Regions from separate parts of the Mus musculus genome. Here region 1 is linked to region 2. Evidence: chromatin loops called from intact Hi-C (ENCODE). Cell type or tissue: left cerebral cortex. All regions are shown on one strand. Links, peaks and the distances in the headings refer to the core of each region. The heading gives the core; the rest is flanking DNA.

Region 1 (16,513 bases), core at 4,890-7,389, 680 kb after region 2:
ATCTAGAGACTGCCATTTCCAGGGATCCATCCCATAATTAGCCTCCAAACAATGACACCATTGCATACATTAGCAAGTGTTTGCTGAAAGGACCCTGATATAGTTGTTTCTTGTTAGACTAGCCCGGGGCCTAGCAAACACAGAAGTGGATGCTCACAGTCAGCTATTGGATGGATCATAGGGCCCCCAATGGAGGAGCTGGAGAAAGTAACCAAGGAGCTAAAGAGATCTGCAACCCTGTAGGTGCAACAACATTATGAACTAACCAGTACCCCGGAGCTCTTGACTCTAGCTGCATATGTATCAAAAGATGGCCCAGTCGGCCATCACTGGAAAGAGAGGCCCATTGGACGTGCAAACTTTATATGCCCCAGTACAGGGGAACGCCAGGGTCAAAATGTGGGAATGGGTAGTTAGGGAGTGGGGAGGAGGTTATGGGGAACTTTTGGGATAGCATTGGAAATGTAATTGAGGAAAATACGTAATAAAAAAATATAAGAGAAAAAATATTTAAGATGATAGTCTACAGTAGGTATAGGAGTTATAAATTAAGGGTCAGTGAGATGGCTCAGTGCGTAAAGATACCTGTCACCAAGCTTGACCACTCAAGTCTTATCCTGGGGAACCACAGGCAGAAGCAGACCAGACTTTATAGTAAGTTGTTCTTTGACCTTCACCCTTGCCCTCAATAAATTAGAATGTAGTTAACACATTGAAAGAGTCTTATAGTAAAGATGAGAGGCTATCATTAGAGAAAAACACAGAAAATCTAAGTAAATAAAATAGTATTTCTGATTATATGCAAAGATCAGAAAATTTAGCATTAAGATACTCCCCATATTAAATCACAGTTGTCAAAAATCCCACTAAAGTTTCTTCAGAAACAGGCATGTTGATCTTAAAAATCACATAGAGAAATAAGGAGCTAAAGTGGCTAAGCAAATTTGGGGGAAAAAGAACACACACGAGCAGATAATATAATTTTTAAATTATTAAAATCCATCATTAAAATTGTTTTCAAAACAATAGTTGATGTCTATAATTCTTTCAACTCCTAGACACCAATGTGATGCAGAAAAGTGTGGGGAGCCGCCCTCACATTTGCCATTACAAGATGGCACTGACAGCTGTGTTCTAAGTAGTAAACATAATCTGCACACGTGCAGGGGCAGTTTTCCCGCCATGTGTTCTGCCTTTCTCGTGATGACAACTGGGCCGATGGGCTGCAGCCAATCAGGGAGTAATACGTCCTAGGCGGAGGATAATTCTCCTTAAAAGGGACGGGGTTTTGCCATTCTTTTTCTCTCTCTTGTTCTTGCTTTTTCTCTCTCTTGTTCTTGCTTTTTCTCTCTCTTGTTCTTGCTTTTTCTCTCTCTTGTTCTTGCTTTTTCTCTCTCTTGTTCATGCTTTTTCTCTCTCTTGTTCTTGCTTTTTCTCTCTCTTGCTTTCTTGTTCTTGTTCTTTTTCTCTCTCTGGCTCTCTGGCTCTCTGGCTCTCTGGCTCTCTGGCTCCTGAAGATGTAAGCAATAAAGTTTTGCCGCAGAAGATTCCGGTTTGCTGCGTCTTTCCTGGCCGGTCGCGAGAAAGCGTGTAAGAGAAAAGCTATATGTCCCATGTGCTGATTTCTGATAAGTGCAGGAAGACAGTTCTCTTAACACATTGTACTATGCATCATTGAATACTTCCAGCTACCACAAAATGAAGACAGACTGCTATGGTGGGTAGTTTAAATATGCTTTGCCCAGGGAGTGGCATTAATAGAAATTGTGGCCTTGTTGGAGTAGGAATGTCACTGTGTCTTAAGACCCTCATCCTAGCTGCCTGGAAGTCAGTCTTCTCCTAGCAGCCTTCAGACAGAAATGTAGAACTCTCAGTTCCTACTGCACCATGCCTGCCTGGATGCTGCCATGCTCTGACCTTGATGATAATGGACTGAACCTCTGAACCTGTAAGCAAGCCCAATTAAATGTTGTCCTTATAAGAGTTGCCTTGAACATGGTGTTTGTTCATAGCAGTAAAACCCTAACCAAGAAAATTTCTTACTTCATACCATATCTAATATACCATAAAATCTATAGTTTAATGTGCTCACAGAAATTCATGTACTGGAAATTTAGTTCCCCAATATGAAGCAGTGAGAAGGGCAGCTTCATCAGGTCTCAGAACTATGATCTCATGGTTGGATTGATGTTATTTTTACAAGATAAGTTAGTTATGGAGTTATAACTTCTTGATCACTTATCTTGCCTATGCCCTTCTGCCATGAGATGGATGACACAGCAGAAAATACATTTGCTCAGCAGATGACAACACTCAACCATCAAAATTCCTAGTTTTGAGAATGGTAGGTAACACGCACATTTGTTCACGTTATAAATTACCCAGTATGTGGTAATCTGTGATGGCAATACAGAATGAAGGAAGAAAATTGATTCAAATGTAAGAGTCAAAATTACAATTACTAAACTGCTATAAGAAGCCTAATGTTTATGATCTTTAATTAAAGTGAGCGTCTATATAAAGTACAAAAAGCACAAGAGACAGAAAGGAGGGGTGGACCCTATCAAATTAAAAACCTTGAGCATCAGAATAATAATAACAACATTAAACAAGCTAAAGTGGAAGTAAGGAATCTCACATGAAGAGAAGTACAACCAATTAAGGACTGTCACAAAAGGGAAAACCAGTTTTCCCCAGAGAAGAGTTTCCTAATTGTTTATATAACACCAAGTGGTTATCTCTGAAATCCTCTTCATATAAGCAACACTAAATGGACTCACAAGATATAGTTATGTGTTTATATAAATATGCATGTATATAACAACAATAATAAAAAATAGAAGCCACGAATTTGAACGGGAAGAAGGAAGGGGATGGAAGAATTTAAAGTGTGAAATGGAGAAGTAAATGATATAGCTATACTTTATTTCACTTTTATCCTTTTTAATTAATCATTTTATTCATTTACATTTCAAATTATATCCCCTTTTTTGGTTACCTCTCCACAACCCCCATCCCAATCCCTTTTTCCCCCTCCTTTTGCCTCTATGAGGGTGTTCCTCTATCCACTCACCCACTTCTGCTTCACTGCCCTAGCAGTCCCCTACGCTGAGGCATCAAGTATCTACAGGACCAAGGGCATCCCTTCCCTTTGATGTCAGATAAGGCTATCCTCTGCTGCATATATATCTGGAGACATGGATCCCTCCATGTGTACTCTTTGGTTGATGGTTTAGTCCCGGGGAGCTCTGGATGGTCCTGTTGGTTGATATTGTTCTTCCTATGGGGCTGCAGTCCCCTTCAGCTCCCTCAGTCCTTCCCCTAGCTCTTCCATTTTGGTGCCCGGGCTCAGTCCAATGGTTGGCTGTGAGTATCTGCATCTGTATTGGTCAGGTGCTGATAGAGACTCTCAAGAAACAGCCATACCAGTCTCCTGTCAGCAAGAACTTCTTAGCATCAGCAATAGTGTCAGAGTTTGGTGTCTACACATGAGATGGATCCCTAGGTGGAACGGTCTCTGAGTGGCCTTTCCTGCAGTCTCTGTTCCATATTTTGTCCCTGTCTTTTCTTTAGACAAGAACATTTCTGGGTTAAAAATTTGAGAGGCATAGGTGGCTCCATCACTCAACTGGGGGGCCGTGCCTATCTACTGGAGATTATCTCTTCAGGCTCTATCTCCCCTCTGTTGGGTATTTCGGCTAAAGTCATCCCTGTTGGGTCCAGGAAGCCTCTCACTTCCCTGGCATCTGGGAACTTTATTTTCTAAAACTTACAAATATATATTATGCACATATGTGAAAATGTTACAACTAAAGCAGTTAAATATAGTTGATATATACTAATAAAATATATTCAGTTAATATGTAATATTTCTATATTATTAAAATTATATATGTAAATACACACACAGATATATATACACACACACACATACACACTTCACCAATAAGTGAAACCAGTTGTGTGGCTCATGCCTATTGTTTCAGTACTCTAAAAGTAGATAAAAGAAGTTCAAACATCTGAGGACACTGTTAGCTACATAGCAATTTAAGATAAGCTCATTATTCATCAAATCACATGTATGAATATACAGGGAGAGAGAGAGAGAGAGAGAGAGAGAGAGAGAGAGAGAGAGAGAGAGAGAGAGAGAGAACCAACCACCAAATGAGAAAATGGTTGCCAAATTGTTCTAAAATCAAATTTCTGACAAATGTTTAGAATTAACTACAGAAAGCATTTGTAAAGACATTTTTTTAAAGATGTAGAAATGTCCAAAGCCACAAAAATTTCATACTATCATCAGCCACCAAGGAAATGCACACCACACACACACACACACACACACACACACACACAAACACACACACACACACACACACACACACACACACAGCAGAGACTTACAGCTACTGGTGTGTGAATGGAGACAAACCTGAACTCTGGTGTACTTCTGTGGTGAGGCAAACTGTCACCTCTGCCTGAGAACTCAGTCTGTCAGCTTCTTCAAAATGAGCATCAAGTTACACAGTAGTTTCATATGACGCAATAATGTAACTCCTAAACTGAGAATTAAAAACACAGTTCAGACGCACCACATTTGGTACATGAATGTTCTTGCCAGCATTGCTTTTAAAGACGCGTGGAATCCCTAATATCCATCAGCTAGCAAATGGAAACTTATTATTTCTTACTCTAGCAGATGAGGTTAGTGAAATTAAAGAAAAAAAAATACCTAGGCAAAATACAGTGTCTTTACTGAGTGACATTATTTGGCCATAAAAAATAGAATAAAATGCTTATGTGCCCATCCCCATAAGAGAATTTCAATCATAGATGAATCTAAAAAACAGTACTCTAAGTGGAAGGATCCAGTCACAATGAAGATCATGTTATGTAACAAGTCTATGAACACAAGAAGTAGATTCAGAGCGTCAGGGACTAGATGGAAAGAAGATTGGGAAGTGACCTCTAATGCCAATAGAGTCCCTTTTTGAAATGACCCAAATGAGATTCTGGTGACAACTCTGTAAATCTGAGAATATACCATACACCATGGTGCAGAATGATTTAAAGGGATGAATTTTATGGTGTGTAGGTTCTAACTCGGTAAGGCTGTTATATTGAAGCACAATTCCTTTCTTTTACTCACTGACTATCCTTCAACCAAAGTCCTTTATAACATGGTCGTGTTCTGTATTGCCCTTTCCTTTTTCCACCTGCTCTGTTCCCCTGTGGTACAGCTTTTGTGTTTACACTCAGTATAATAAAACTACAGTTTTACAGACATTTATGAAAATATATAGTTAAAAACTCTGGTCATTGGGGCTGGAGAGATGGCTCAGCAGTTAAGAGCTCTGACAACTCTACCGGGGTGACTCCTGGTAGTTTGAAGACACACCAGGATTTGACCACAAACAAAAGGATATTTGAGCAATACTAGCTAGACTGGAAGGGGAGAAAAAAAAGACAGGAGTGGGTAGGCTAGGGCTTATGGGTCTGGGAGAAATTGGGGAAAGGGTTTGAATAGGATCACAATACACCATGAAGTTCTAAAAGTATTAATAAAAACATTATTTAAAATTATATTATTTTAAAATCTACCAATTGTATATCATAAAGTATTTTATGATATTATACTTTCTTAAGCAAGGGTCATTTTTTTCTCTTAAAATCAAGACACATGGTTTGAGACAAGAATATCTTAAACTAAGGCTAACTGTGGATCTGAGCCAAATGGTCAATTGGTAATCAATCAAAACTAAGGGGATTTTGGTGACACTCAGGCCTAGATTCTGAGCTTGCTTTCAGTTTCATTAACTTTTTAAAAGTGTTTGAAAGAGCTACTTAATTGCTCAGTGTCTTTCCTCATCGATAGCACTGCTCCACACTGAAAATGTAAAAGAGAAGACTGAACGACATGTTTCAATGCAGTGCTTTGGATAAAGACACAGCCTGAATTCTAACCATCATTGCTATTGTTAGTTTAAAAGTAAAATAAAGATTCAGAACAGTTTTTTTTTCAATTAGCTACAAAAACATACAAACAAATAAACAGCAAACAGTGTTGCTCTATACTTGCCTTGGTTGTATTTGGAAGCATATCATGTGGCTTTTACTAACACGTGAATGTCAGAGACATTAGCTACCTTGTGTGTGATGTATAGAATCTCTGTGATATATTAGAGGCAGTGAATTAAAATCTAGTTATAAAATTACAAGTTGACACACCATTTTATCATTCACTTCTTTAGTTTTGACAAAAAAATATATAATCGGTATAATAAAATACTATCTCACCAAATTCACAAACTAAAAAGTTTTGACTAGCAGTCAATTTGAGAAAAGAATATATTTATAAGAAGCTCCATGCGCCCCCTAGTGTTCACTTTCCTTCAATTTGTTTTGTTGGTTTGGTTTTGTTTTCCACTGGGTGTTACACTACGAAATAGAATTACAAATGAGAGGGAACAGGATGAATTGAATCACATATCTAAATGCTTATTATTTTAAGAAACTGGATAATCAGAATATATATATATATTGTTTAATTCTAAGTAACTAAAGCAATACAACAACTGAATTTACTTAAACACATAATCTAGGCCATTTTTAAAGGAATCACTGACATCCTTAGTATTAATCCCAACACTTCTGTTCTAATAGTATATATGGCTTGAAGATAAGTTTCAGTAAGATGTGCTGGGTTAAGTTCTCAGTTTGGAAGCTTGTGTTTTCTAAGGTCAAGAGCCAAATCACATGACTCTCAATGCTTTAAACTATTCATAACTTTTGAAAGGGAGAAAAAGACACCTGGTTTCATTTTATTGCCATAAGTTCTCTGAAAAGAAAACCCCAGAAATCAGAAAATACTTTCAGAGTTTAAAAGGTACTTGAGAAGCTAGAGGAATGGTTCAGAGGTTAAGAACACTGATTGCTCTTTCAGAGGTCCTGAGTTCAATTCCCAGCAACCACATGGTGGCTCACAACCATCTGTAATGAAATCTGATGCCCTCTTCTGGTGTGTCTAAAAACACAGGGACAGTGTGATCACATACATAAAATAAGTAAATCTTTCTTAAAAACAGATGCTTGACGTTTTGCTGATTAAATTTCTTTAAAAGTTCTAGTACAAAAATAACACATACAATCCTGGGACATTTATAACTTATGTGGTTCCAAGTGTAGAAGTTAATATAAGGAAATAATTAAGTGGACTTTTTCAGACAGAATGATATTTAGCTCATGTGGTCATATTAGAAAATACTTAAAACTTTTTTTCTAACCATTAAGTCTGAAAAACATACTTTCACTAATTGCTATCATCCAGTGTTCTTGTCATTGGTCTAATAATACCTGTGTCTGCTTGTTTAGGTCCTGGAACACTTTGGTTCTCAGAGTACAATTGAAAATATTTATAAGTGTCACTGAGGATCTTATGGCAAAGTGACATATCAGTATCTTGGCTATAACTCTGGAGAATTCAAATTCAGCAAGTTCAAAACAACAGACCAGTGAACCTTCCATTTCTTATCACTCTGTTGCAGCATCTGTCTTTTACCTCCTAGAATAAAATGGCACTGTACAAGAAATCATTGAAGATAAACAGAATTAAATAGTTAATTATATCATTTTATTCATGATGACAGAATACTGATTCCTTCATCATTTGAGGAATGGATGCTAGCCAGCACGGATGAAAACATTCGGTGATCACCAAGCTCAGTCTGGTGAGCTAAGGTTGAGGTCCCATTTTTTCCTAGTAACATGGTCTTACATGATGAAGAACACCAACAAACACATTTTCTCTGAGTACACACAACCAGGCAGATATCGTGGGTGTACAAACCTTGTCTGGTATGCTCATGTAAGCAAATCTTAACGAAGTATTTCTTGTCAACTACTACACTAAAGAAAATCAGAATTTCAACAAGTCACAAGCAGACAACACATTTTGGAAAAATAAGGACTTTAGTGGGATTGAACAAATAAAACAACCACATAGCATGGGTCTTTGCTCTATTTCTGAGTTGGTCCTTGAAAACCTTTATTCTGAGCTACCTTGTGCAGCTTCTAATTTGGAAGCGCTTGGCAGATCCTTCCTCATCACTCCTCAATCTTAAGAGTCAGATTTTGCCTTGCTTCAGGTTATCTTTCTAACAAATGCGAAGGTTAAAAATAAAAGTGACTCTTTATGAGTTTAATTAATGGAAATGTGAAATATGGAAACAGAATTAACTTACTGTGCACTGAGCAATTTATAGCATTGCCCATGATCTGTATATTTGTGTGTTTTTTTTTCTTTTTTAATACAATGACATGTCCAAGTCCAGCATCATTTGCTAGTCTTAAATGACACAGGCGGCTTTCAAGATCTGATAATGAATACATATTATCTGCTGTAGAACCTTTGTATTGAAACATGAAAGAGGGGAGATTATTTTGCTTGGCAGTAACTACAGAATAGTGAGTGTGACTGCTGTCGAGTGCTCCAAATGATCTTTAGTATCAATTAACTCAACACCTGTCATCAATTAGGGAGATGTTAGTTACAGTCTAATGAAAATTTCAGTTTCCATTATTTTACATAGTTCCATATTTTACAATAGTTCATCTCTTATACGACTGCCAGACTCATTTTTTTTAGGAAATTCACTTAAGATAGCTTGTTGTAATATTTGTTGTCAGTCAATTATACTAAAGGCTAATCAACAAATTACTGAAATTAGAGGCAAGTACAAATGTGTAGAAACAAACGTGCCTGTGCCACACTGAATCAATATTAAATCTGTGTACTTAGTGGCTTTTCCTCAAGAAATTTTGATTACTTTAATGTACTTTGTTAAAGCACATTTCCCTGAATTACTTTCCTTATAGTGATTTTTAATTGATGAAACATAGGATTTGAATATTAAAACATTTTATCTCTATTTAATAAAAATGTAAAATTAATGAAAATGTCATATGGAGTTTTGTAGGTTGATCATGAAAGAATATAAATGATGAATGCCTTCCTTAAAAAATCTATTAAAATAAAAATAAAAATTATTATCCACGGAAATAGTTAGCTTTTGTACTACAATTGAAAGGGTTTAGTTCTGAAATTAATATGTTGAAATCCTAATCCGCAGTGTGACAGTATTTGGAAGTGGGACCTTCGAGAGGGAAGAAGATTTAATTAAGATATGAAGATAAACGTCATGATAAGGCTACTTACTGTTCTATGAGAAGATGAAGGGACAGAACATCCTTACTATGTGGAATACAACAAGACGTCTCCTTGCAAACCAGGAACAGGGTCCTTATATGGGACCTGAGTGGCTAGAAACCTGACCAGACACTTCCTAGTGTCCTTTTTGGCCTTGTGAAGTATGAATATCTATGCTGCACAAATCCTAGTTGGTGCTATTTTTCTTTTATCCAGCTAATTTTTAAGGTTTTAATACTAATGTTTTCCATCACAAAACTCATCATTATGAAGAAATGATGGGATTTATCAGGCTTCCATCTCTTTTATGAGTAACCTGTAAAATCGACATAAGTACATTTTCTAAGTAGACTGCCTCTTCGCCTCAGCATCTGCCCTGGATTTTGTCAGCAATTCAAGAAGTGGAGCATACTTTGTACCTAAGATAGTTAATGCTATATAAACCACGCTGTTGCTTCCCAAACACGGTTTACAAATCCCTGTAACATCAAGCAAGTTGTTCTGCAAATGCTGTTCACATTATGCAATTATTTGGCTTATGGGATTCGTTCTTCCTCAGTGATCAAGCATCCTTATTCTGTTTCCTCTTGTTTGGAGTCCGATGGGAAGGATTTTAAGAACATGTTTCCATTTCAGAAATCTGTCTTTTATATTCCCATCCATTCTTGTCAAACTTCCTCAATTTCTACTGAATCCAAGCAAACACAATAAAACATCCCAAGTGAGCATACAAAGATGGTGTGCCACTATACATATATCGTTTTTATATATCTCTTTTGTTGAGAGAGGATAGCTCTACCAAAAACAAAACGAAAAAAAGATAGAAAAATAAATAAAAAGAGTATCGTAGACATTCAAAATTCTAGGCAAATTTGCAGTAATCAAAATTTTCAGTGGTTATCCTCTTGGAAAAAATCCTTCCCCTTGCTTATCTCATCCACATAAATATCTTTGATAGACATTTCTGTTTTTCACTGCTTCCATGGATCATGTTTTTTATACCTCTCATGTTCTAACCATCATTTAATGTTTAACTCAAGTCTTAAGTATTCCTTGGTTGCTTAATCTAAACTTGAATACATTTGGTTTATTTTCTTTGTAAAGGCAAAAAGTATATTGTGAAGATGTGGCTATTATGAAATATAGAGTTTGTCTCTTTTGTTTTATGATTAAAAGTTTCCATAAACACACACACACACACACACACACACACACACACACACACACACACATATATATATATATATATATATATATTTACTTTACAAAATGATTTTGTATGGTGATGATATGCTTGGGATCCCTAATAGTTTCAGGATAAGGAATAGTCAGCGTAAGACCAAAGAGTTATTGGATATCTGTTGCAGGATATTTTATCACACTGTGAACCTTGAGATTGTGTTATTTACTGAAGGGAAAGAAAAAAAACTTTCTCTAGTTGCAGTGTGCTTCAGCTCTTAGTACACACCTTTGATCCCAATCCAAATAATGAAGGTAAAGTTAGCTTGTAGAAGGAAACACATCCATGTTTGAAAGTGATTCTTATATAGTGGCAGATAAAGTGGCGAATCAGAAAAATACTTGACAGAGTAGGATATGTCCGACTCTTACTGGAAGAGAAAGGAAAGGGAAGCTACTCAAGAGGGAACAGCACAGAAGGAGAAAGGAGGCAGTTTTATTGGGACAGCTGTACAGAGACTGAAAGAATGAGTTAGACATAGATGAAGACAGAATGAGCCAGAGAATGAGATGGAGCCAGAAGATTAGAACAGATTGCCAGAGTTAGTTTGAGGTCAAGCTAGATCAAATCAGGAAAAGCTGAGAGAAGCCAAGTTGAATCAGTCAGCCTAGATAGGAGGTCCAGTCAGAACAGCTGAGTTGAACCAGCCAATCAGAGCTCAGAAAGAACAAGAAAGAGTGAGCTTATTTAGCAATAAGTATCAGAGGCTGAAAACACTCTAGGCCTAGATAAAATTGTAAGGAGGATAGAAGCTTCCAAGTTTAGGGCCAGGTTAGCAAACTGAGGCAGTAAGCCTCCAAGATGGCTGTTACATCAGAGAAAATAAATGTTGCTGTTACAAATGTCAGTCTCGTCTCGCTTTCTACACTCAGAGGTAGACAGAAAGAAATCTTGAAGCTTATCCTTATCACAAAATTCCAGTTGTTCCTATATGACAAAACATCTATAAAGCCCAAAGTACCAACTTAAGGGAGCTTCAAAATGAGTAAGCACATGAGCACTCCTTGAGAGGGACCAATGGGTGGGATCACGAAAACCCTGGTTATCTTGTCCTACACCTGAAGAACATACATACATCTCCTCTGTATGTTCATCTGCAGGCTTCATCCTTCATAATAAGCACGTCAACATGAGCAAAATGTTTCTTTCTCTGAATTCTCTAAGCCTTCTAGCACTTTAGTCAAGTCAAGGAAGAGAGGCGATGACAGAACCCTCAGTTCATTCAAGGGTTTCTGAAGCACATATGAGAAATGATTGACATCTAAAGTCAAGAGTAATTTGGGGAACTGGGCTATGAATCTATGAGACTGAGGATATCTCCTAGTAGCTGGTATAAGCCAAACATACTCTTGCCATTCATTATTGTTCAGTTGTTGACCTTAGAACATATGCCTTTGAGGATTTCGTTTCTATGTTCTATAGATTTTCAAGTTTTACTGGAAAATTAGTAATGCCGGTAATAAATTTTCCTACTTTATCAGCAGGATCCAACTCCAAAATTTCTTCCCTATTGAACTCATATGTAAACACTAACTACAGAATATGGAATAAATAACCCCACATTTCTAAGCGGATGTGTGGCAGAGCATAATAGTTGCTTCTGTATCTAAACTCTAAATAGATTTTTACCAAGAGTTGCAAAACAATTGCTTTTTATATAATCAATGGCAGTGCAGACAACAAGATCAGGGACACATCAAGCTCAAAGAATTATTGTGAGAACAAGCCAAGTATCTTCAACAGTTCCCAGATGTCTTTGAGTGCTGCTCAAAAAGCGATAGGCTACAGACATGAAAACCTTTTTTAAAAATAAATATTCTGCGTAATGTCTTGTAGAAACAACCATCTCATCATTAAGAGGTATCTCACCTGTATGGAAACTACTACTACCCTGACATTTGTGACTGAGGGTGTTTGGTTTTTCCATCCCAGTATGCAGAGTGAGCAGTGCAGCTGAATGAGCGCAGACCAAACAGATTCGATAGTAGATAGAGTGGAGGTGTAAGTGGAAATAATACAGCCTTCAAAATCCATTAGACTCACTAGAAGGAAAGGATTTCACCTTGCATTTAAATCTTTAATGTAAGAGACCAGCTGATTGTTTTGGTCCCCATGTTTAGAGGAAAGTTGAATTTCTTTGCAGAATATCTAAACAAATGGGTTTTGTTTTGGTTTGGTTTTGGTTTGGGTTTTTTTTTCCTGAGGTATTTTGACCCTCAACAGATATTCGGCAATACCCAAGACAATAAATGTCATCACAATTGCACCAGTTGGAAGGGTCTGATTAGCATCCTGTTTGTAGAGCGCAGACATGTTTTTAAACACCCTAAAACACAAAGACTATCCAAAAGAAAGAGAAAGAGAGAGAGAGAGAGAGAGAGAGAGAGAGAGAGAGGAAGAAGGAGGAGGAGGAGGAGGAGGAGGGAGGGAGGGAGGGAGGGAGGGAGGGAGGGAGGGAGGAAGGAAGGAAGGAAGGAAGGAAGGAAGGAAGGAAGGAAGGAAGGAAGGAAGGAAGGAAGAAAGAAAGAGAAGGAAGAAAGAAAGAGAAGGAAGAAAGAAAGGAGAAAGAAAGAAATGGCTGGTTTTCTTCAACACTGCAGAGCCTGAGTAACTTAATCCACAGGAATATTTCACATCTCTCTTGTTTCCATCTCTCCAAGAACTGGCTCATTTGTGAGTCAATTGCAAGGAAAGTATATTATCTCCTTCTATCTAAATTGTGGAACAGAAAACCAGGTCTGAGAATCAGAGCAGAAGATAACACAAACAAGCTTCATACCCATGGAAAGAGATCTATTTCTGGGAAAGTTCAGTACTGAGTGTGCTGAGAACCTGATGAATCGAGAGCTTCCACTCGCTGTCCTTCTGTTCCCTGTGCAGTGTGTGCCTCATGAACAAGAGCAAGCTTTATATATACCACTGTTCAAACCTTGGATGTCCTCTACCACACTTCAGAAAAAAACCGAAGGGTCTTTACTCTGTCTTGTCATGACCCAGTGTGGGTGTGGTCTGATTTTTGATTGATTCTCTGTCCCAAGGTCTGACCAGTCTTTCTCATTCTTCCAACATCACAGCCACCTTTTCTTTACCTTCCCACAAACGCAGGCCATGATGCTTTGTAGTCAGTGGCTTCCTAAGTCTGAATCGATCTCACCTTACAACATACGATGATGATGATGATATTGGTGGTGGTGGTGGTGGAGTCTGTTCCAGTGTCATCCATGCATGAAACAGAGCAGCTTTTAGTAACTGGTATTTACTTGGTTTTTCCATTTCCTTTCTGGAAATTTCTGTTACTTGCCATTTTTTGTAATGATTTGCTTGGTTATTGTCTGTTTTGCCCCACCATCGTGTCCCTAGATGAGTGGGACATTTGTTTAACTTTTCTTTATCTTCAGCACTTAGGATCATCCCCATGAAATGGTAATTGCCTCATAAATAGTTGTTAAACTGATCAATATGTGAATGAATCAGCACTTAAGACAGCTAAATTACTAAAATAGTCTCATGCCTTGACATTCTCACTGCATGCTGATTTTTGGCCAATAGAGGAAGAAATTGATTCTAGCTTTGGAGATTTAAGCTTCCATCTAGAAAGGCATTAAGACAGTAAGAACCTATGGGAAAAAAAGCTTAAGTACTTCAACCCCAACTAAATGTCCTTATAAGAGTTGCCTTGGTCATGGTGTCTCTTTGCAGCAGTAAAACCCTAACTAAATTTCTTTCCCACCACCCCTCATTTCCCCCTCCTCTTCATCCTCATCCTTCTTCTCTCCCTGTCTCTGCCTCTCTCTGTCTCTCTTTCTGTCCTCTGTCTCTCTCTGCCTCTCTTTTTCTCTCTGTCTCTCTGTCTCTTTCTCCACATATGGTATATGTGACTCAAACTTGTATGAAGACAACCTGGAATGCACTAGGCTGTGATTGCTCAGGCATGGTCACTGCCTTTTGTTTTTGAGAAAGGATCTCTCTGACCTTCTCTTCTCTAAGTGAGGAATTCTAAGTAAGCTTGGATAGCTGATAGAGCCTCAGAGACCTGCCGGCACTGGGATGACAGGTGTGTGCCGTACACCTAGATTTCTTTTCCTGTGTTGTAAGGATCAAACTCTGTTCCCCCTGCTTCCAAGGGGACACTTTAAAGACTGAGCTAACTCCCAAGCTCCTCTTTTCTTTATCAGGTTAACTGGCTTCAGGTGCTTTAATATAGTAATAAGAAGTTGACAGATACACAGAAACATGTGGGTCACTGACTAAAATTGGAGAAACAAGGAAGAAAATGGCCCCAGGCTGCAAATGAAGTGAGATTGGACAGCTGTAGTCTTTGCAGGACAGTTTGAGTGATTATTTCTGGCCCAATAGAGTGAAGTGAAGGAGGAAAGAAAAGACTTTCGTCAGGTCCCTGACCCTTGTAAATAAAGTGCAATGAATTAATAGGTACTTTAGCACTTAATTCATTTTTAAGGGAACACCAAGCAACTTCCTGGAAGATACGTGTAAAGAAAACTCTGACATTTGATTTTCTTTTCCAGGACAGACATAACAAGCAGGGAGAAAATAAGCAAATAAACAAACGAAAATGTGACCTGATCTTTACTCTGTAAGCTGTATATTTATTCATTTCCCAGATTTCAAATCTCTCTGATTAGGTCAGCTCTTTTCACAATAATGTTACAGATAACTTGACCACAATATAGCAATAGCATGTGAAAGACCAAACCTACTCCTCCATCTTGGGACTGGCTTCCATCTTAAAAGAAAAGGAGCCTGAAAACTTGACCTGCAGCTGAACCCATGCTGCACCCAAGTACCAGGAAGGACCTCAAGGCTTGTGCTTGGCCCATATCCTAAGTTAAGATACTCTCTAGCTACATCCAGCAACTGTCGATTAAAATTAGTCTGATTGTTTCAAATGTACAGTGAGACCATTTGTGATTGTTCATGGTTTACTTAAGAACACCCACCTGTCAGCTTACAACAGTCATTCAGTTAGATGCTTGCCAGGCTGGTCACCCCCTTGCTTGCTTGCCATTTCATGTAAAATCTTGTCTCAATGAGGTCTCCAGACTTCACCCTCCCATCTTGTTGCATCAGAGATGGTGGTGTGGCTCAAGCTGGAGCTTGAATAAAGATCCTATTGTGACTGCATCAGAATCGGTTCTGTGGTGGTTTTTTGAGGTTCACAAAATAGGCACAAAACATGTAGTAACAAATACTATTTTCCAAAAGTCACTGAGTTTATCTAATCTAAGCTAAGCTTACCTGAGGAATGTTAAGCAGCCTGCGAGGACTGGATTGTGCTTTTCAGTGAATATCCGTCGGTCAGAAGTACCAGTCTGCTTTTTATGTCTCTCCTCTTTGGAGCAGCAAGTTGTCCAAGAAGTATATTCTCTTCGTCAAAAGTTCAAGAAAGCAAGTAGAATCCCAGGACACCATTTTACACTTATCAGTGAGCCTGGCACTCTTACTGTTCCCAGTGATGGTCAGCTGCACCATTAGCATCAGACTCAAAACTCCTTTGTATATGATGAGTGCATACTGATGCTGAAGTTGCAAGAAAGGCTAAAATAAATAACTAAATCAAACAAAGAATCCAGTCTTTATCTAAATCACAAGCTTGAAAATTCTACTTCAATATGATTATCAAAAATGCTTTCTTAATTTGAAAGAATAGATTGGCTTGAATACTGTTAGAGAAAAATAACCATTTGCCAGCAGGTTTCTTGCCAAAGTCATCCTACAAATAAACACACCTGTGTATACATATGTGCACTCATAGCAACTCAGGTTTACCTTAATGTTCATGCACATATAAGTGGTTTTGGCTGCATTGGTGTAAATGTACCACATGTGTGTAGTGACGTAGAAAGAAGGAGGAGTGCTAAATCCCCTGGAACTGGAGTTCCAGACGGTTGTAAGCTGCTTTGTGGGTACTGGGAACTGAATTTGAGTCCTCTTCAAAAGCAACAAATGCTCTTAACTGCGGAGCCATCTCTCCAGCCTCAGGTATACTATTTAATGGTATTTTATTAACACTCAAACCTATAATTATTTCAGAAGTGAATCACAAAAAG
Region 2 (16,513 bases), core at 7,335-9,834:
CAGCTCCAAACTTTGTCTCTGTAACTCCTTCCATGGGTGATTGTTTCCAATTCTAAGAATGAGCAAAGTGTCCACACTTTGGTCTTCGTTCTTCTTCAGTTTCATGTGTTTTGCAAATTGTACATTATATCTCACTATACTAAGTTTCTGGGCTAATATCCACTTATCAGTGAGTACATATTATTTGAGTTCTTTTGTGATTGTGTTACCTCACTCAGGATGATGCCCTCCAGGTCCAACCATTTGCCTAGGAATTTCATAAATTCATCCTTTTTAATAGCTGAGTAGTACTCCATTGTGTAAATGAACCACATTTTTTGTATGTATTCCTCTGTTGAGGGACATCTGGGTTCTTTCCAGCTTCTGGCTATTATAAATAAGGCTGCTATGAACATAGTGGAGCATGTGTCCTTCTTACCGGTTGGGACATCTTCTGGATATATGCCCAGGAGAGGTATTGCTGGATCCTCCGGTAGTACTATGTCCAATTTTCTGAGGAACCGCCAGACTGATTTCCAGAGTGGTTGTACAAGCTTGCAATCCCACCAACAATGGAGGAGTGTTCCTCTTTCTCCACATCCTCGCCAGCATCTGCTGTCACCTGAATTTTTGATCTTAGCCATTCTGACTGGTGTGAGATGGAATCTCAGGGTTGTTTTGATTTGCATTTCTCTGATGATTAAGGATGTTGAACATTTTTTCAGGTGCTTCTCAGCCATTCAGTATTCCTAGGGTGAGAATTCTTTGTTTAGCTCTGAGCCCCATCTTTTAAGGGGGTTGTTTGATTTTATGGAGTCCATCCTCTTGAGTTCTTTATATATATTGGATATTTGTCCCCTATCTGATTTAAAATAGGTAAAGATCCTTTCCCAATCTGTTCGTGGCCTTTTTGTCTTATTGACAGTGTCTTTTGCCATGCAGAAGCTTTGCAGTTTCACGAGGTCCCATTTGTCAATCCTCGATCTTACAGCAAAAGCCATTGCTGTTCTATTCAGGAATTTTTCCCCTGTGCCCATATCTTCGAGGCTTTCCCCCAATTTCTCCTCTATAAGTTTCAGTGTCTCTGGTTTTATGTGAAGTTCCTTGATCCACTTAGATTTGACCTTAGTACAAGGAGATAGGAATGGATCAATTCGCATTCTTCTACATGATAACAACCAGTTGTGCCAGCACCATTTGTTGAAAATGCTGTCTTTATTCCACTGGATGGTTTTAGCTCCCTTGTTGAAGATCAAGTGACCATAGGTGTGTGGGTTCATTGCTGGGTCTTCAATTCTATTCCATTGGTCTACTTGTCTGTCAGTATACCAGTACCATGCAGTTTTTATCACAATTGCTCTGTTGTAAAGCTTTAGGTCAGGCATGGTGATTCCACCAGAGGTTCTTTTATCCTTGAGAAGAGTTTTTGCTATCCTAGGTTTTTTGTTATTCCAGATGAATTTACAGATTGCTCTTTCTTATTCGTTGAAGAATTGAGTTGGAATTTTGATGGGGATTGCATTGAATCTGTAGATTGCTTTTGGCAAGATAGCCATTTTTACAATGTTGATCCTGCCAATCCATGAGCATGGGAGATCTTTCCATCTTCTGAGATCTTCTTTAATTTCTTTCTTCAGAGACTTGAAGTTTTTATCATACAGATCTTTCACTTCCTTAGTTAGAGTCACGCCAAGGTATTTTATATTATTTGTGACTATTGAGAAGGGTGTTGTTTTTCTAATTTCTTTCTCAGCTTGTTTATTCTTTGTGTAGAGAAAGGCCATTGACTTGTTTGAGTTAATTTTATATCCAGCTACTTCACCGAAGCTGTTTATCAGGTTTAGGAGTTCTCTGGTGGAATTTTTAGGGTCACTTATATATACTATCATATCATCTGCAAAAAGTGATATTTTGACTTCCTCTTTTCCAATTTGTATCCCCTTGATCTCCTTTTGTTGTTGAATTGCTCTGGCTAATACTTAAAGTACTATGTTGAAGAGGTAGGAAGAAAGTGGGCAGCCTTGTCTAGTCCCTGATTTTAGTGGGATTGCTTCCAGCTTCTCTCCATTTACTTTGATGTTGGCTACTGGTTTGCTGTAGATTGCTTTTATCATGTTTAGGTATGGGCCTTGAATTCCTGATTTTTCCAAGGCTTTTATCATGAATGGTTGTTGGATCTTGTCAAATGCTTTTTCTGCATCTAAAGAGATGATCATGTGGTTTTTGTCTTTGAGTTTATTTATATAATGGATTACATTGATGGATTTTCGTATATTAAACCATCCCTGCATCCCTGGAATAAAACCTACTTGGTCAGGGTGGATGATTGCTTTAATGTGTTCTTGGATTCGGTTAGCGAGAATTTTATTGAGTATTTTTGCATCGATATTCATAAGGGAAATTGGTCTGAAGTTCTCAATCTTTGTTGGGTCTTTCTGTGGTTTAGGTATCAGAGTAATTGTGGCTTCATAGAATGAATTGGGTAGAGTACATTCTGCTTCTATTTTGTGGAATAGTTTGTGAAGTACTGGAATTAGATCTTCTTTGAAGGTCTGATAGAACTCTGCACTAAACCCTTCTGGTCCTGGGCTTTTTTTGGTTGGGAGACCATTAATGACTGCTTTTATTTCTTTAGGGGATATGGGACTGTTTAGATTGTTAACTTGATCCTGGTTTAAATTTGATACCTGGTATCTTTCTAGAAATTTGTCCATTTCGTTCAGGTTTTCCAGTTTTGTTGAGTATAGCCTTTTGTAGAAGGATCTGAAGGTGATTTGGATTTCTTCAGGATCTGTTGTTATGCCTCCCTTTTCATTTCTGAATTTGTTAATTATGATGTTGTCCCTGTGCCCTCTAGTGAGTCTAACTAAGGGTTTATCTATCTTGTTGATTTTCTCAAAGAACCAACTCCTAGTTTGGTTAATTCTTTGAATAGTTCTTCTTATTTCCACTTGGTTGATTTCACCCCTGAGTTTGATTATTTCCTGCCATCTACTCCTCTTGGGTGAATTTGCTTCCTTTTTTTCTAGAGCTTTTAGATGTGTTGTCAAGCTGCTGGTGTGTGCTCTCTCCAGTTTCTTCTTGGAGGCACTCAGAGCTATGAGTTTCCCTCTTAGAAATGCTTTCATTGTGTCCCATAGGTTTGGGTATGTTGTGGCTTCATTTTCATTAAACTCTAAAAAGTCTTTAATTTCTTTCTTTATTCCTTCCTTGACCAAGGTATCATTGAGAAGAGTGTTGTTCAGTTTCCACGTGAATGTTGGCTTTCCATTATTTATGTTGTTATTGAAGATCAGCCTTAGGCCATGGTGGTCTGATAGGATGCATGGGACAATTTCCATATTTTTGTATCTGTTGAGGCCTGTTTTGTGACAAATTATATGGTCAATTTTGGAGAAGGTTCCGTGAGGTGCTGAGAAGAAGGTATATCCTTTTGTTTTAGGATAAAATGTTCTGTAGATATCTGTCAGATCCATTTGTTTCATAACTTCTGTTAGTTTCACTGTGTCCCTGTTTAGTTTCTGTTTCCATGATCTGTCCATTGATGAAAGTGGTATGTTAAAGTCTCCCACTATTATTGTGTGAGGTGCAATGTGTGCTTTGAACTTTACTAAAGTTTCTTTAATGAATGTGGCTGCCCTTGCATTTGGAGCATAGATATTCAGAATTGAGAGTTCCTCTTGGAGGATTTTACCTTTGATGAGTATGAAGTGTCCCTCCTTGTCTTTTTTGATAACTTTGGGTTGGAAGTCGATTTTATCCGATATTAGAATGGCTACTCCAGCTTGTTTCTTCAGACCATTTGCTTGGAAAATTGTTTTCCAGCCTTTCACTCTGAGGTAGTGTCTGTCTTTTTCCCTGAGATGGGTTTCCTGTAAGCAGCAGAATGTTGGGTCCTGTTTGTGTAGCCAGTCTGTTAGTCTATGTCTTTTTATTGGGGAATTGAGTCCATTGATATTAAGAGATATTAAGGAAAAGTATTTGTTGCTTCCTTTTATTTTTGTTGTTAGAGTTGGCATTCTATTCTTGTGGCTGTCTTCTTTTTGGTTTGTTGAGGGATTACTTTTTTGCTTTTTCTAGGGTGTGATTTCTGTCCTTGTATTGGTTTTTTTTTTCTGTTATTATCCTTTGAAGGGCTGGATTCATGGAAAGATAAAGTGTGAATTTGGTTTTGTCGTGGAATACTTTGGTTTCTCCATCTATGGTAATTGAGAGTTTGGCTGGGTATAGTAGCCTGGGCTGGCATTTGTGTTCTCTTAGTGTCTGTATAACATCTGTCCAGGCTCTTCTGGCTTTCATAGTCTCTGGTGAAAAGTCTGGTGTAATTCTGATAGGTCTGCCTTTAGATGTTACTTGACCTTTCTCCCTTACTGCTTTTAATATTCTCTCTTTATTTAGTGCATTTGTTGTTCAGATTATTATGTGTCGGGAGGAATTTCTTTTCTGGTCCAGTCTATTAGGAGTTCTGTAGGCTTCTTGTATGTTCATGGGCATGTCATTCTTTAGGTTTGGGAAGTTTTCTTCTATAATTTTGTTGAAGATATTTGCCAGCCCTTTAAGTTGAAAATCTTCATTCTCATCAACTCCTATTATCTGTAGGTTTGGTCTTCTCATTGTGTCCTGGACCCATCTTTTTGTTTATTTGTTTGTTTGTTTTGTTTTGAGTTAGGATCTTTTTGCCTTTTTTATTATCTTTGATTGTTGTGCTGATGTTCTCTATGGAATCTTCTGCACCTGAGATTCTCTCTTCCATCTCTTTTATTCTGTTGCTGATCCTGGCATCTATGGTTCCAGATTTCTTTCCTAGGGTTTCTATCTCCAGCGTTGCCTCAGTTTGGGTTTTCTTTATTGTGTCTACTTCCCTTTTTAGGTATAGTATGCTTTTGTTCATTTCCATCACCTGTTTGGATGTGCTTTCCTGTTTTTCTATAAGGACTTCTACCTGTTTGGTTTTGTTTTCCTGTTTTCCTTTAAGGATTTGTAACTCTTTAGCAGTGTTCTCTTGTATTTCTTTAAGTGAGTTATTAAAGTCCTTCTTAATGTCCTCTACCATCATCATGAGATATGCTTTTAAATCCGGGTCTAGCTTTTCGGTTGTGTTGGGGTGCCCAGGACTAGGTAGCGTGGGAGTGCTGCATTCTGATGATGGTGAGCGGTCTTGATTTCTGTTAGTAGGATTCTTACGTTTGCCTTTTGCCATCTTGTATTCTCTGGAGCTAGTTGTTATAGTTGTCTCTGGTTAGAGCTTGTTCCTCAGGTGATTATGTTAGCCTCTATCAGCAGACCTGGGAGACTAGCACTACCCTTAGTTTCAGTGGTCAGAGTACTCTCTGCAGGCAAGCTCTCCTCTTGCAGGGAAGGTGCCCAGATATCTGGTGTTTGAACCTGCCTCCTGGCAGAAGTTGTGTTCCACTCACCAGAGGTCTTAGAATCCCGTGGCGGATCGTGTGTGGGTCCTTGCGGGTATACGCAGACTCCCCGGGCCAGGGACCAAGGTGCAGCAGTGGGCTGGAAGGGACTTGAGCCCCGGATCAGGCTGGATTATCTGCTTCCTTAATTAATGCAGTCTCAGGTCCTGCTCGATTGGATTGGAGCAGGCACTGTGTTCCACTCACCAGAGGTCTAAGGATCCCATGGCGGATCCTGTGTGGGACCTTGTGGGTGTCTGCAGACTCCCCAGGTCAGGGACCACAGTGCAGCAGTGGGCTGGAAGGGACTTGAGCCCCGGATCAGGCTGGATTATCTGCTTCCTTAATTAATGCAGTCTCAGGTCCTGCTCGATTGGATTGGAGCAGGCGCTGTGTTCCACTCACCAGAGGTCTTAGGATCCCGTGGCGGATCCTGTGTGGGACCTTGCGGGTGTCTGCAGACTCCCCGGGCCAGGGACCACGGTGCAGCAGTAGGCCGGAGAATGATAGCTTTTCTAAACAGGGTAATAAGGTGACACCCTGAAGGGCTCCTCCTTCATCCATCCCTACTCTAGACCATCTTGCCTAGCATCATCTGAGCCATTTGTTTAAAACTTGTCTTTAACTGGAACTCCTAATTTTAATAGATTCCTGTTTCTTGACGATTATTTTCCATAAAGCATATAACATTCTTTCTGATCTTGCCAGCGTCATATTTTAATTTATAACTTTCAGTTCTTACAAACACAAACAGCATATATTCATTTAATTTATTGATCGAACATTTCATTATGGTTGCTAGTCTGAAATATTTGATCATCAAAGGCATTAAGTTGAGCTGCATTCATTTTCTCTATGTTGATTTCAGTGAAACTCCTGGTTTGAAGTTGTTGCCTTTGAGTTCTGTACCAGTGAAGCTTTGGTTCACACTTAGCTCATGTGAAAACATGTGGAAATTGATTAATTAACAAAATACTGATGAGGCTCTGAGTAATTTACCGTGAATTACAGGGTGTTCCGAATATTGTGCTTGTAGCTCTCATTTTTTAATGGAACTACATTAATCTAGGAATTTCCTTCAGGTGGAAATAAACAACACAGGTTGTATCATTTTATAAGATTTTAGAAAAGAAATGCCCCTACCAGATAATTATGCCTTCTGTCATTACAGCATGATAATTACAGTGGAGGAATTTGTGAACATTTTGTCCTGGATGGCCAGAATTTCTTTTCTTGTTCATGCAGTTGTTGGTTTTTTAAAAAATATATTTTATTTATTTATTTATTTATTTATTTATTTATTTATCACTCCAGATTTCACTCCACCCCCACTGTCTATGATCCTACTGTTCCACATCCCATACCTCCTCCCCAGGCCCCTGTCTCCATGAGGATGTCCCCCCCATCATCTGTCACCCCACCAGACTTCTCTTCTCCCTGGGACCTCCAGTCTTTTGAGAGTTTGGTGCATCTTCTCTAATTGAACCCAGACATGGCAGTCCTCTGCTGTATATGGTGTTGGGGGCCTCATATCAGCTGGTATATGATGCCTGTTTTGTGGTCCAGTGTTTGAGAGATCTCGGGGATCCGGGTTATTTGAGACTGCTGGTCCTCCTACAAGATCACCCTCCTCTTCAGCTTCTTCCAGCTTTTCCCTAATTCAACCATAGGGCACAGCAGCTTCTGTCCATTGGTTGGCTGCATCTGACTCCTTCAGCTGCTTGTTGGGTCTTTCGGAGGGCAGCCATGATAGGTCCCTTTTTGTGAGTGCTCCATAGCCTTAGTAATAGTGTCAGGCCTTTGGACCTCCCCTTGAGCTGGATCCCATTTTGGGCCTGTCACTGGATCTTCTTTTCCTCAGACTCCTCTCCATTTCCATCCCTGTTATTCTTTCAGACAGGGACAATTATGGGTCACAGTTTAGACTGTAGAATGGCAACCCCCTCCCTCACTTGATGCCCTGTCTTCCTGCTGAAGGTGGGCTCTATAAGTTCCTTCTCCTAAATGTGCAATAGAGACTGAGAAGCAAAATTCATGATTATTAGTGATTAAACATGTTGCTTAAACTAGGACTTTGGCAGCAGTTTAATTGGGAAACATTGGACATGACTTCAAAGTCCGAGTTCATCCATGTGGTGAGGAAGCCAACATCAGTGTAAAGCAAACGGACATCCCAGTGATGTCCACTCAAGAGAACACTGTGCCGTGTTAGCAGCAAGTTGCTTAAGCTGGTGTTCTGTGAAACAGGAAAACATTACTTGATGATAATAGGAGAAAGAGACATGGATCCACAATGCAAAAAAACTTAGACAATGGGAAATCAGATTGCAATTGCCTTAAATAAGTACATAAGCTCTCTGACAGAAAGGTGTTTGGGCAAGGTTATTACGGTATTCTCAAACATGAAGACTTAATTACAGAAAATTAGAGGCTTCACTGTTCGTATTCGATGAAGATGGAGAGCTAGTTGATACGTGTGTGTGTTAAAGATCAGAAGCAGATTACGGTTGTCTTTCGATATTCCTCATTCCCTGAAAAATTCACCATTTCTTCCTCTTGTCTTTGTTTTTCACTCTTTTCTGCCATACTCTCCCCAGAGTACTATTCTAGGATATGTTACCTAGCTTATTGGAAACAGAGATGCAATTGGTTAATGACTGTTAGAGCCTTCACTACATGAAAGATAAAACATTAGTTACAATGTAATTAGAAAATTGCTGTTTTAAATATTAAAGCCGATTTTCATCAGTAACTATCCCCAGTCCAATATCTGAATCCATTCTGCCTTGAAAGTGTATTACATCCCCTGCAATTCATTGCAAGCATTTCCCAAATGTTTGTTGCTGAATAACACCCTTCACAGCACACTGTAAAAGTTCCTGTCTCCCACAGGTGCTGTTCCTCATGCAGCAGTTCCTGTCAGCTGCCACTGGGGGGCAGCACATGTATTCTGTTTCTGTTACTTTAAGAGTATGGTTAAAAATGAAATACTGTGTGAGTTGTGACTCTGAAAAAGCTAAGCATCAGAAAGTCTAATACTTGCACTCAGCTACAGTTACGTGCCCGAGTGAGAAAATAGCATCCAGTGTAAGAGTCGGTTTATACCCTGCCTTTATGCCCTGGGGAACAGGCTTCAGCACCACATGGATGCTATTGTAATGGCCATTAAAATGCTGTTGCTATTGAAGTGTACCTAGTGGAATTTCAGACTGTACATTTACTGGAAATTCAGCACATTAAGCGACTATCTTGTTCACAGCTCACTATTTCCATGTTTTTTAGTGTAGGAATTAAGCTCAAAGCACTGCTTAACTATAACGTCTAATCCCATTAAAAGTGCCCAATATTTTGAATTATTGCTAATATTAAATTTGTCAGAGAAAACCTTGTTTCTAAAAGGAATTGAGGTTAGTTTTGGCTAGAGGTCAATTTCTCTTCATGGTGTGTGTGTGTGTGTGTGTGTGTGTGTGTGTGTGTGTGTCTGTGTACTGTGCTGTGTCTAGTGAATGCACGTGTTTGTATGTCTATATTGCGTGCATTGTATACATGAATGTACATTGAATGCTTATGTTGTGGGTGTTGTATGTGTGTGCAGCATGCTTGTGTTTAGTGTACATATGTACTTGTAGTATTTGTTTTGTGTGAGTTGCATGCATGTATATGTGTTGTATGGTTATGCTGTGTGTGTTGTATATATGAATGTGTGTGTGTGTGTGTATGTGTGTGTGCCTGTGCACATGTACGTGCATATTTGAGGACCCGAGGAACACATTGGGTGCTTCCCTCTCTCATTCTCCTTTTCCCTTGAGGCAGAATATCCAGCTGAAGCTAGAGCTGGCTGGTTTTTAGGGAACTTGGATTGCTGTCCAACAAGTCACAAGGTCTTCTTGTCTCTGTGCACCACCCCGACTCACCTCTGCCCTCCCTCCACTCCCCTCTCATCCTAGTTTTCCCTATACCCTATCCCAGGGCTGATGTTAGAAGAATGCACAGCCATGACCAAATTTTTTTCAGTAGATCCTAGAGATCTAAACTTGGATCCTGATCCTTACACATCAAGAACGCTTAGTCAGTAAGCCATTTCCCAGATCCTTAGTGCTGAATTCTAAGGAACTTTAGTTCTTAATTATCAGCTACAATTGAGTAATATCATAGATATTAAGAGAACAGTGCAAAATCATTTGCCATAATTTCATCAGAAAAGGATAATGTTAATTCATCAAATACTAATCATTCAAACTTACCATGTGTTCTCTCAAGTTAAAGTAAGTCTCAATAAAAACAGATTAATATTAAGTACTGGGGATATTTATACAATAGTTAACAAAAATTACCTTTCAGAAAAATGGAAAGATAGAGATGAAAGACTTCAACTTTTTTTCTGATTGCTTGCCAAGGAATGTCTTCCAGTAGCCACAAGTAAGAAATTTTAGCATCAAAATGGCATCTTGCCTTCCTGTTGACTTGGTTTCCAAATAAATTATGTGTTTTGAACATTAAATACAAACTATATTTCTAATTTGTTTTTCTTGTACTTTTTTGTAACATGTAGACTTTTACGAACCAATTAGTCATTTGGACTATAATGAAACAATATTTAAGAAGAGAATTTCAGATGCTAGTATTTTGCTGTACCACATATAGTGATTTGGAGCCTATTAGAACAACCAAGAACATTATGATCACACATCCCCCTCTTCTGTGATTTATCATCTCATCCCACAAAGCTGACTGGGTGATTACAAGAACATCTTACACTCTCTCCTAAGACATCATCCCAAGCAGCTAAGAGCCAAACAAATGATCACCAGAAACAGAATAGCAGCTCTCCTAACTAACCACGATATAAATTACTCACTGATTAGTGTTGTTGGCATTGTGTGTTGCTAAGATATGATAGCGGAAGCTATGTTTCAGGTCAGAACTTCCCCTTAGTACCACAGATCCTTATTTTATGAAAGAGTATGTTAAAACATCAAATCAGTGGCTACTATTGAAGAATGGCATCATTTGGAGCCTGAAGTCAGGAATTTGAAGCTATTGACAATCAATGTTAATAACTGGCAAGTTAATAATAAAATCTATGTAACTGTAGTCTTGATGTGGCAAAGCTTCCCCACTCCTTCCATTATAAAATCAATTTCTATAGCTTCTGTTTAGTGACAGACTGAGCTTAGACCATTTACCACTTTTGTAATATGGTCTTGACATGACACTTAATGGCAAAAGGGAGTGATTACGAAAATGTCTAGGTTCTACATCAAGGAAGCCTAACTCATAATGCAGTAATTCTCCAAATCCAAAAGGGGCATTCAGTTTCTGCATGGGCCCAGATATTTTGAGTGGTCACTAGACTTAGGGTGAAGTGTGTGTGTGTGTGTGTGTGTTTTATATTGGGTTCTGCCTATTTGTGTTGTATGTATGTGTTGTGCATGTGTGTGTTGCACATGTGTTGTGTGTATGTTGTCTACTGGGTTGTGAATGTGTGTATTTGTGTGTGTATGTGTGTGCATATGTGTGTATGTGTATGTAAGTGAGTCCCTAAACTCTCTGTTTGTGGTGCTTAAATTAAATAATTTAAACAAATGTTGTATAAAACCATGAATGATAAATAAATAATGTTCTTAAAACTCGGACTACTTTGTAGAAATGATGAAAGTGAGATGCTTTTATAATGCTGTAAAGTATCGATGGAAAATCATTAAACTCTGAGAAGACTGTAGTCAGACTGCTCTGAAAGTATTTACTTTAGAACATGATCCATTTTTTAAAGGAAACAAAATTTACAATCAATGTAAATAGCTTATTATGGATATGTACAAGGAAGGAGAGAATAAGTTACCTTGATCAGCAAATTTGTGTTTTACAGCAAAGATGTTAGCCTTTATATCAGCTAGCACAACTTCCTTGAGGTCATTTGAAGTTTATGAGAAAACAGTCATTATATTGAACTGTAGAGAAAAGACATTCTTTTATCAAACTGAAACTAAACTTACAGAGATATTATTGCTGTAATTAATACATTGAGGTCACAAGATAGCATACTTTAATTTTTAGTCATTCTTTTGAACTTTTCTATAACTCCCAAAATTAATCTTGATTTCCCCCACAGAATTAGATGACACCATCCATGTGTTCCGATCACTAATATTACAGTTCCAACTTGGTTACTTGTGTTCGGTTCCTTTGTTTTTGAACCAGGGATTTGGCCATACCAAATTAAAAAAAATAAGTGAAACACCATTATCAGATTATAAATTATATCTTGTCCAATTTTCATAAGCAAGGTGAACTAAGAAATAAAAATTATTACATACTAACATTTAATTCAATTCTGTTTGTAAGAAGGATTAGCAATTTTAAAATAATGTCTACTCTACTTGGTCTGAGTTAGTTTGTATTTGTATGAAACAATAATATATTCTGAAGGCTTATGGTACATGATCTATTTGCTTCCACTTTTGAGTACAAGATTAGGTGACGGTACTTTCCAGAACACATGCACATCTTAGATGCCTTCTGCTATAAATACTCTAGGCTTTTGAAACACACGTCTTGTATGATTCCTTTTGGGACTATTAGTCTGATCTTGTCACTTCAGGATACTAATGTCACCTGGAACACTCAGTGGGAATTTTCTCTCAGTGTTTCTTCTTAGATTCCTCCATTTTCTCACATCCTGTTGCGTCCTTAGTCTGACATATTCAACTTTGCTAAGTCTTAGTGATGCTCTTAAGGTCAGAGTGCTGAGACAGAATTCTGCCTCCATGAGTACACTTTGGGTAGAGCTCCCCGTTCTTCTGTGTTCTGCCATTTGTAACTGTTCCAACTGCAGCTTCTGATTTTCCATTCTTCTCTCTTGAACTCAAATAGCTACAATTTTCAGGGACTTAACTGTGTCTGAATATAACTATTCATCTCCACGGGATCTTGGTATCATTTGTCTTTTTCAGGGAGCCCTCTGATATATTTGCTTTCAATTTGCTTTTGTTTAGCAGCCCATATTTCTTAAACAAATTGATTCTGTTTTGTCATTTCTAAGGTGAGTTCTATCCATTATATCTTAACATTTTTATCAGTCTCCTAGGACTTGAAGCTTCACACAGCAGAAAGACAACTAGAAATTGCATAAATAATTTGTCATTTTCCTTTCTTCAATGGCAAGGTCTGACAGGTTCATAGTGGGTGGGCAGCTGAGTTGAGCAACCTGAAACTTGTCTCCTTATTTTGTTTTCCTTTTGGTAGTGTGGTAGAAACTTTTGTATTATTTTAAGCTTTTTATTCCTTTACAAACACACTCTTCATGTCTTCACAAATTTCTTCTTCCACAGCTTTGTTGAGACATAATTCATATGCAATAAAGTGTAGATATGTGGTTAAAAAAGAACATTCATATATATATGTATATATATATATGTATATATATATATATCAATGTAAAAAATTCTCTATATTAAAAGTAATTAGCAAAACTGTTACTCTTAAAAATTCCATCATGTTTCTTTATCTTACCATTGTCTGTTCCTTTGGTCATTTCCAATGAAGGAGAATTTGTTTATGCTTTTTAAGTGGTAAAATTATTTTCCATTTTTTAAACTTTATTGAAGTGGTGTAATACAGCGTATTATTTCTTAGTAATTTTTTCATCATGACTTTGAGATTATCTCATGCAAGTTTTATGCACATAGTAAATTTTCTTGTGCTCCTGAGTAATACATTAATATACAGCCAAATCTCAAATTTGCAGGTTCACCTGTTGGTCATTATTCGAATTACTATTGGTTTTGTGTTATCATAAATAAGTTTGGTATGGATGTTTACACAAAAGGCTTTGCATAGACATATGCTTTCTTGTCTCTTGAGATAAGTATCACATGGTAAACACGATTTTTGAAATAGTTATTTAATATTTTTCTTGCAATGTATTTTGTATTATAATATGCAACAGATAATATTAAAAGTATATATAAATATCAATGTTTTAGATTGCATTGTCCAAAATGATTGTACTGTATCATTGCTCTTTATCCTCACAGGCATGTGGGATGCTCAGGGTTATGCAAATTTCACCTTGTGTTTTCTTTTAGACAGTTTTTTATTTTAATTTTTATTTATCTATTCACTTTAATTCAGAGTAGTAATATTTCATTTAAAATATCATAGCAAAAGGATTCTACTTACATTGGGTATTGAGTATTTCAGGTTCTTATCTTATAAATCTGAAATTATATCTTCTCTGGGATGTGATAATGCTCTGAGAGTTTGCTAGATTTCCTTTTCCATAAAATATATTTATCTTAATATAAATTCAGCTCATTTTTTTGTCTTAAATTTTTTGGATTTTAGTAGAAAGTGGAACCCCCTTATTATAGAGAGGATGCATTTGATCGCAGGCATTTTCACAACGAGTTTGTGTTGATGTTGAGAGTAGGGTCTAGTTAATAAGATCTCCAGTACAAACCACATTTGAATAGATATTATGGTCTACCATTGATACATAGGTAGTAGAGAACAAACATTTCCAAAGTAAGGGACTGTTTCATCTTATAGCCTCTCAGACCTTGCCATACAATGTGGCTCTGTGAATATCAAACTGATGAAGCTGTTAAACTGTTCTTGGAAAAGACATAATTCATATGCAATAATTGGTTAAATGTTGACTTTGGAGAGCCTTAATGAGAATTTGGTTGTCACCCTTCTGATTCTCTGAACAAATAAAATAATATAAGCTGCTATAGACAAAAAAATCTTTTAAATATTATAGCTCATGAATAGGATAAGCAATATACGTAAAAGTATTATTAAACATCATAAATACAGTAGTAGGAAAAACAGTGACATTTTGATTCCACCGATGTTCCACTGTGTATCCTAAAATGACTCTGAATAGTACAGGAGTCAAATATAGTAGGAAAATAAAGTCCAGTTTCTGAAAATAGAAATGATGGGTCTTGCCCAGGAATTTTTCTGTTCTACCTTCAATGGACAATTGTGTAACAAAATGATACAAGTCACCCGGGTTCTTACTCTAATTACACCAGGAAAAATTAATAAACTTCCTCAAACAACACTAACCCTCCAAAGTAAATAAATTCTGAAATTAAAGGGTTCCTATTTCATTAATCTGTTCGATTTTGAAAACTGTGTGTTACTTAATTGACAACTGCAGTCACTTTCAAGGCTTTTGTACCCTATGACAAAATGATCTTAAATTTAAACCTAGTAGATCTTGTTATTGGACATTTTTCAATATTTTCTTTTTCTTATTGGAAAAGAAAAAGAAAAGAAAGCTTTAATGACATCCCCCACAAAATAAGTAGACTGTTTGGAAATCAGCATTTTTATTATATCTTAGCATATGATTGGGATCAAATATAAACTTGATCTCAGATCATTAAGTCTCAGTAATGAGTGGTTGGCTAATTAACTCAAATATCACTCATTTATAGTAAAAGAGTATAAATGCCAAGTGCCTCTAGTCTGGGGATCATGCTTATTATTTTTATAACTTATCACATTGAGCAAAGATAATTCAGATCTATAAATGGTCTTTCTAGTTTACACATAAACTGTTCCTTTTGGGGGGTTTATATATCTTAGTAGCTATTGTATCATGGACTATTGTTTTTATCTTAATAAGTATGCATATTTAATTGAAGTCTTGTGAATGATGCACATAAGAAAGGTTATTCATGCAATGATGGGAAATGTAAGGGTTGTGGGCTGAGACTGAGTGAAATGAAAATTTCAGTTCTGTGATGGACCATCTTACCCTGGCATGAACAATTTGCGTGTTGAAATCAAGTCACTGTCCACCTTCGTTTCCACTTCTCTGTCTAATGTGAGTTAAATCATGTCTCTATTGAGCAGTCAAATATAACAATGATGGGCCTGGTATTGTCTATTCTCAACAAAAGGAGACTACTAAAATGGCCACCATTTTGCCCTCTTATGCATTAATATTTAACACGCGTTGTGATGCCAGTTTTTCTTCCAACTTAAATATCTGGGTACGAAATTATGTGTGCTACAATGAGCCCTACTCCCACTTTATAAAGAGTTATCCATTCTGCGAACAAATCTGTTGGTGTATAGAAAGGGTGTTAAAGAGATTTGTGTTGTACAGGGATTTCTCCTAATAAATTAAAAACTTTACGTGGTAGAATGGGAAAACATGAGTGAGTTAGGAAGCATAAGAAATAGAATATAAGTTTGAGAGAAAATAAGGCTTTTCTGTAAACCAAGTTTTCTCCTCTAATGTTTCAAATACCATAGCATCTTAAGCATGTAAAATAACACAGTTAATGCAGCTGCTATTATATATATTTATATACACACAAAGTAAGAGGGTTATGTATTTGCCTATTTTTTCCTATTTCAGTTTTCATGTGTATACCCATGCATAGCAAATGCACATGCGTATGATTTTTCTGCATGCATGTGCGTGAAAGTGTGGGGGTGCTTGTGCTTGTGGAGGGGTGCGGTGGAGCCTGGGAACCCTCCTCTACTGCTCCTCCTCATTACTTACGGAGACAATGTCTCTCATTCAATCTCAGAGCCAGCCAACTTGTTCTGCTGATCCTGCGTTTTGTTTTGTTTTGTTTTGTTTTCTTGCAAGGATGTAATTACATTGCAGATGGCCCTCCATGCCCACCCTTCATTTATGTGGGCCTCTGGGGATCTGAATTGGGGATCTTATGCTTGTGTCATTGTGCTTTAACTGCCTAGGCATCTCTGCAGCCTCGGTTTTTTTTAATATCTCAAAAGAGATGTGAGGTATCTCATTTTTTTAAAAGTCTTTATCTGTTGTTCACTTTACAATCTGACTTTACTCTCATCTGTTAAAAACCTGCTTCATAATAAGTGCACACATTTACATATAGATAAACATAAAGAACCAGCCTGAGTTTAAAATAAGAACCTCAACAGCATATTGGAAGCACTTCAAACTCTAGAGGGCTGTTAGCTCTGATTGGAACTGCTATGACCATTTGCTCCCAAGATAAAACTCTACTGTACTGTCCTTGGTTTAAACCCCCAATGACTGTACAAAATACTTCTTGGAAACACCGCAAGGCAACTATCCTGGGCATAATAGCAATAGACACTTAGAGCCAGAAAATTGC

What was found. A loop is a pair of places that touch in the nucleus more often than their neighbours do. Peaks named below come from ENCODE experiments on the same cell type or tissue, not always from the same donor. Only the 100,000 strongest peaks of a DNase experiment are listed, where the experiment ranks them.
Region 1: it touches region 2 in a loop (4-fold over the local background); 8 of 42 quality-filtered maps call a loop at or near these places.

What each region holds. Positions count from the first base shown.
Region 1 is chr13:118,221,174-118,237,686 of GRCm38, forward strand. No RefSeq gene overlaps it. Among named protein-coding and RNA genes, the nearest start is that of Mrps30, 160 kb to the right of the region's middle. In left cerebral cortex, for the core only: a CTCF peak has its summit at 6,373 (motif pointing left); a DNase peak (open chromatin) is centred at 6,383.
Region 2 is chr13:117,541,914-117,558,426 of GRCm38, forward strand. No RefSeq gene overlaps it. Among named protein-coding and RNA genes, the nearest start is that of Hcn1, 52 kb to the right of the region's middle. In left cerebral cortex, for the core only: a CTCF peak has its summit at 8,317 (motif pointing right); a DNase peak (open chromatin) is centred at 8,339.